Linked DNA regions of Mus musculus: region 2 is linked to region 1. A link is a contact called in ENCODE POLR2A ChIA-PET data. All regions are on one chromosome and are shown on one strand. The core of a region is the stretch at or near the end of the contact, and the rest is flanking DNA. Distances in the headings are between cores, read along the strand shown. Region 1 holds the start of Rcn3 (reticulocalbin 3, EF-hand calcium binding domain). Region 2 holds the start of Prr12 (proline rich 12).

The links. ChIA-PET counts read pairs that join two places held with the same protein, here RNA polymerase II (POLR2A).
Region 2: POLR2A ChIA-PET joins it to region 1 with 15 read pairs in embryonic stem cell. The contact joins the promoter of Prr12 here to the promoter of Rcn3 in region 1. POLR2A ChIA-PET finds 5 or more read pairs at or near these places in 5 of 5 experiments (Patski and embryonic stem cell).

The regions. Positions count from the first base shown.
Region 1 is chr7:45,090,823-45,093,865 of GRCm38, forward strand. Rcn3 (reticulocalbin 3, EF-hand calcium binding domain) reads right to left here and starts at 1,391. Exons shown (of 7, transcript NM_026555.2): 1 at 1,274-1,391; 2 at 619-866. The coding sequence starts at 860. It overlaps Fcgrt (Fc receptor, IgG, alpha chain transporter), which reads right to left. Exons shown (of 7, transcript NM_010189.3): 6 at 2,960-3,043; 7 at 2,171-2,533. The coding sequence ends at 2,424.
Region 2 is chr7:45,051,703-45,054,745 of GRCm38, forward strand. It overlaps Prr12 (proline rich 12), which reads right to left and starts at 1,632. Exons shown (of 14, transcript NM_175022.3): 1 at 1,094-1,632. The coding sequence starts at 1,179. It overlaps Prrg2 (proline-rich Gla (G-carboxyglutamic acid) polypeptide 2), which reads right to left. Exons shown (of 7, transcript NM_022999.1): 6 at 2,817-2,945; 7 at 1,902-2,495. The coding sequence ends at 2,477.

The DNA of each region.
Region 1 (3,043 bases), core at 141-2,640:
GATCAATTTGGGGCTCCTCTCTCTCCAGCTCTGCCCTGCTACTATTTGCCCAGTTTAAAATTAGAAATTGCCATCACATTAAAGACGCAGATCTTTAATCTCAGCACTCGGGAGGCAGAGGCAGACGGATTTCTGAATTCAGGACCAGTCTCGTCTACAGAGTGAATTTCAGACTAGCTAGTTCCACAAATGAAATTCGATCTCAAAGTACTAATAACAATGAAAATAATCAAGCATATTTGCACGAGTGGCCTTCTTGTCCCGGGCCCATGCTGACTGTATCTGTCACCTAGAAACGGGGCAAGCCCGTCCAGTCCAGTTGGCATCACTCATCCCAGGTCAACCTGATCTCTGACCTTGGCATCTTCCTCAAATCCCTTGTCTTCAGTCTCTACCGAGAGTCGGCGTCCCGTTTAGAAGAGAGAAGAGGGAAGTCCAGACAGAGGCATAGGGGGGACTGAGGTAGAGGGGAACCCAGGGGTTGGTGACGCAGGTCCCCCACAGCCTCAGGTTTAGCTCCGCCTTCTCCCAGGAGGTGAGTGCCACAGTTTTGTCTTTTCAGTTAACTTCTCTCTCCCCACCTCCCACTTCTGCCCCGCTCCCCCGCCATCCTCCTACCCAAGTCGGGCCTGGCTTTCCTCTGGGCTGAGTTTGTCAAATTCCTTGGCCACGTCTCGTCCCAGGAACGCCTCATGGTCGTACTGGAAATTCCCGTGGGCGTCATCGTGGGGGGCCTCGCTCAGGGGGGTTCCATGATGGACCCTATCCTGGCCATGAGGTCCTGCATCAGGGGATGGCTTCCCGAGGGCCCAGTGCCTCAGCAGTAAGAGAAGCAACAGAAACGACCATCGCCACATCATCGGTTCCTGAGGAGAGGTGAGGACCAGCGGTCAGGGATAAGACTGGGGGCGGGGGGTGTCTGAACCAGAGATAATGTGGGAGAACTTTGAAGGGGGCGGAGTAGAGGAGGCTGCCTAAGGCAGGGCCGATAAAAGCGCAGGCTGCAAAAAGTTTTGGGCTCAAGAAAAGTCGGCAAAAAGAATAGAGAATTTAAAGGCAAAACAACCTCTGGGGGTGGAATCCGAGCCTCAGAGGAGTCTCAGAGCAGAAAGGGGGTATTTCAGTTAGAGACGTGGCGCATGTCCCACCCAAAGTTCAGGGCATGGTGGTGGCCGAAAGCATCATGCAGGCTCCTCTGTGCTGCCCCCAGGCTGGACCGCGACCCCCACCCTTCCACCCACCCCACCTTCACCCCACCATCACCCCACCACACCTCTGTTACCCGGCCTGAGTTAGCTCCCTACGCTGAGCTCTGCTTTCGCACAAAGATGCCCAACCTGGCCAGGTTCCAGTTAAGCTCCTCCACCAGCCGTCCAGAGGCTGCCGCCCTCTGACCAATGACTGCGCAGGAAAGCCTCAGGGGCGGAGCCAATGACGACCCCCTTGCCACGTCCACAAGGCCGAGCTCCAGACCCGAAGGCGTGGTGGGCGATAAGGCTGATATTGAACTACAACTCCCAGCAAACATATGGGCCGACTTGCACGACCACCTCCAGAGTCTCTGGCCCCAGGGGATTAAGGGGAATGTATTTTTTAAAAACTCTTTCCATTTCTTAGATCCGTTTCAGAAAAGAGGAGGTCGGGTTTGGTTGGCTCACTTGGGAGACAGAAGCAGTCTGTCTCTATGAGTTTGCCGCCAGCCAGGACGACGTAGAGAGACCCTTGTCTTTAAAAAAAAAAGGGGGGGGTGGGGGGGGAGCGCGGCTGGAGAGATGGCTCTGCAATTAAGAGCACTGACTGTTCTTCCAGAGGACCAGAGTTCAAGTCCCAGCAACCACATGGTGGCTAACCATCTGTAATGGAATCCAATGCCCTCTTCTGGTGTGTCTGAAGACAGCTGCAGTGTACTCAGATACATAAAATAAATAAATGTTAAAAAAAAAAAAAAAGAAAGAAGGAAGGAAAGAAAGAAAGAAAGAAAGAAAGAAAGAAAGAAAGAAAAGAAGGAAAAGAAAGAAAGGAAGGAAGGAAGGAAGGAAGGAAGGAAGGAAGGAAGGAAGGAAGGAAGAAAAAGAAGAGAAGCAATGCCTGGTACAGTGTAGGTATCACATACACAACTCGGTCTATAAAATGGCCAGGCTGCACGATAGCAATCAAGAGGTGTCTATATGATCTTTCCCAGACGCGTTCAATTTATTCCAGCTGCTTGAAACTTGAGAATAACGATGCACACACAGATTTGGGGCCAAATTTATGTGGAGATGGAAAACAACCATGTACATTAAGAAGGGAAACTGAAGCAGGCCACAAAAGCAGGGATCCATGGGAGGACATCGGGCCCAGGCTCCCTCAGGAGGCTCGGAGACAGTTCAGGAGGTCACACAGCCCGAAAGGCTGCAGTGGGCAGGGGGCCCGAGTCTGCATCAGGAAGTGGCTGGAAAGGCATTTGCACCTTGAGGTTCAGCTTCTGGGGGCAAGTTCCCACCAGGCAACAGGTCACCAGAGTCATCGCCGCTGAGAGAAAGCCATGGGGCTGAGAGAGAGGAACAGAGGTCAGCACAAGTATCTAAGGTCTCACCCACCCAACACACCTGACAGGGTCACGCTATGGTCTCTGTTCCCATCTCTTTTCCCAGGGTGGTCAGGGACTCTTTTGTCTCTATTATCTCTCTGCCTCCCCTCTTTCTTTCTGAGTCGCTACTTCCTGCCACGACCCCCAATCCTGCACACGGCCCCTCCCTTCCCCAATCCTGCACACAGCTACGCCCCTCCCCAATCCTGCACACGGCCCCTTCCCTCCCCTCCCCAATCCTGCACACGGCCACGCCCCTCCCTCATTCTGCACACGGCCACGCCCCACCCCAATCCTGCACACGGCCCCGCCCCTCCCTCATCCTGCACAAGGCCACTCCCACCCAATCCTGCACACGGCCCCGCCCCTCCCCCATCCTGCATATACCTGGCAGACCGCTGCGCATCCTGCCCCACAACAGCACACCGCCTGCGATGGCCACTACCACCAGCAATAAACCAAGAACGATTC
Region 2 (3,043 bases), core at 382-2,881, 39 kb before region 1:
GAAAGGAATCCAGCCAGGCCAGGAGCAGGAGGTAGCTTGTGTCCCAAATGGCAAGGGGAGAAGGTGGGGAGGGGACAGGACACAGGGAAAGTCCCAGGTACAAGTCCTGACACGAATTCGTTGCATCCCTAGGGGCTGAGGTTCAAATGCACCGGCCTAAGTGAAGCCAGATGCGTGTACAAACAGGAGTTCAATTCACCCGTGCAAAAGAAAAGGTCCCGAGTGTGAAGTCCCACTCTAAAAATTTATACACGCTGGGGAAAGCTAAGTGTGGAGGGGGAGGAGGGTGAAGGGCAGGTGAAGAGTGAGGACACAGATTAAACTACAAGAGGCAGGTTCACGGGTGAACACGCGGCTAGCCACGCGTGCACAGGGCCCACGCTCACACACACAAACACAAACGGGGAAGAGACACGACTCTGTTCCAGAAAGGGCCCAAATCCGTGGCCTTGCACCAGAGGGCAAACAGCGCGCCATCAACCAGGATTCACAGCTTTGAGCAAGGTGGGGAGCAGAAGGGGGCGTGTCCCTAATCTCAGGACCCCCCCAAACACACAGAATTCTAGTTTAAGAAGGGGGCGGGGCCCCTTGCCCACTCTGCGCGGGGAATTTCTTGGAGGGGGGAGGGACCGAGTGGCCCGGCCTCCTGCAGCCCCGGAACAATAGGACCTGGGAGGGGGTGCAGCCCCCCAGGTCTGCGAGCTGATTCTCTTTTCCTCCCACCTTTGCAGTTGCAGAGCCAGGGGCGCCCGGGGGGAGGGGTCAGCACGCCGGGAATCCAAAGATGGGGGGCAAGTCCAGGCCTTGCTTCGCCAACCCTTCCCATCTTCCCAAGGCCTTCCCGGTTCGAATTTGTTTTTGCGCCTTGCCTGCTTCGTTTCTCTCTTTTGCAAGCAGGAGCTGGCTTTGGCGGAGTTTGCAATTTGCAAACTGGGGCGGCGGCGTTGTTACAAACCCAAAGAAGGCCGCTCCCTTGCAAAAATCGGAGGGGGAGTTGGCGATGCACGCGTTGCCGAGCGGGCCCCAGGCCCAGGCCAGGCAGGAATCCCCCCACCTCTTGGCCCATTTCTCTAGGTCCCCCTCAGCTCCTTACCTAGCTTTCGCTGACCTCTCGTAACTCCATCCCGCCCCGGCGCCGAGCGGGTCCCCGAAGCCGGCGCTGGGGTAGTTCCTGTCCATGAATTGGCCGCGGTGGAAATTGGGGGGAGGGGGAGGGAGGGGGAAAGGAGGGGGAGCGCGCGCGCTCTCCTCCGCCGCCGCTCCCTCCGCTGCTTTTTTTCCTCCCTTTCTCTTTTTTTTTCTTTGCGGCCACCGAAGGCCCGGGAAGGCCCCGGGCGGGGGAGGGAGGGGGCAGGGACGGAGGGGCGGGCAAAGGAGGGGTGCAGCCGCTGAGCCAAGGAGGGGGGGTTCCCCCTGGAGGAGGGAAAGGGGGGAGGAGGGACCCCGCTGTCTCCGCCTTTGCCCCGGCGCTTGCAAGAGAGAAGGGGACGCGCGCTCCGGAGGGGGCGTCCCGGACGGCCCCGGAGTGGGTGCGGGCGCTGGGTGCTCGCTCTTTCGCCTCCGCCGCCGCCACCTCCTCCTCCTCTGCGCTCACGGTGCAGCCATCTTTGCACAAGGCGGCAGGGGGAGGGGGGAGGGGAAGGGGGGCGGGCGGCGGGGTGTCTGGCTGCGCTCCGCTTCCTCCCACAATCCCGTGCAAATGTAAAAAAAAAAAAAAAAGAGAGAGAGAGAGCGCGAGCGAGCACTAGCGGAGCCTGGGAGGCGGGGGGGGGGGGTAAGCGAGTGAGCGCGAGCGCACCAGCGGAGCCTGGGGGTGTAGGGCACAGCGCCTGTACACAGAGATTCAGTTCCACCGCGCGCAAATGCGCCCAGAAAGGGGGCTCAGTTCTTTTGCATTTTTATTTTTTTCTCATTGTTTCAATTTTTTATTTCTTCCATCCCCCCTTCCTTTCCCAAAGGGTTTTTAAGCAGAGGGCAGCTCAGATCAACTCCATTTACCCGGGTGCAACACAAGCGTGACACCCCGCTTACAGCACATTGCAAATGCGCCCCCCACCTTTATACTGGATTACAAACCGCCCATGTGCCCGACTGGGGAAATACACGAAGTCAGGCGTGTGCAAGGGCCTGGTTCCCTGCGCGTACGTGCCCCGCGGCACCAGTGGAGTGACAGCCGAGTCACGTCTGATCCGAGTTTCCTAAAAGGTCTGCCCATTCTGAGGCAGGGCCACTGCTCAGACGAAGTGTGGGGGGGGGTCACTGGAGGGCCGGGGGCACCAACTCGGCAACAGGATGGTCAGGGACGTGCGTGTATGCGTGCCCGGCGGAAACACGTGTGTCATGGTAGACCTCGGGTCCGACGACCCTGACTCCCCCACGGACACACTGAAGCCCAGTCGTCGAAGAAGCTGGCGACTTCCGGAATCCGCTATGAATCAGGGGCACAGTTCAGGGAGCCCGCGCTGCAAGCAGGTCTTCAGTGAGGCCTTCTGAGGCTATCGGGGATGGGGGTTGGGAGTGCAGAGTCAAACATCCCAGCCGCCCCCTCCACCGAGCCTACACCGACCCGCCCTTGGTGCCTCAGCCAATCCTCAATCCTGTAGGCACAAGCCCCACCTTCCTCAAAAGCTGCACTCTTGCAAGGCTGATCCACGCCCCTATAGACAATTGCGTAGGGTCCGCCCTCCCCTGCAAGCTCCGCCCTATGTAGGTTTTCCTAAGCACCAAGCCCTGCCCTTGGGGACACGCCCCTCCCACGCGTTGCCTCTCCCCCCCCCTCCCTCTGGCACCACCCAGGCAGAAGCCCCGCCTCATACCTGGAGTAAGGGGGCGGAGGTGCGTCGTGCACCCCGGAGGCTGCTAAAGCCTGCTCATAGGTGGGAAGGCCTGGGGGCAAGGGTGGAGATTGAGGCGTCTGAGGACTCAAGGGGATGATGAGCCCGGTCCTGGAAACAGAAAAAGTGTGGTTAGTATAAAACCTACATTATAGTTGGAGACAAGGGGGTCAGCGGTTAAAACACTTGCTGAACTTGCTGAGGACCCA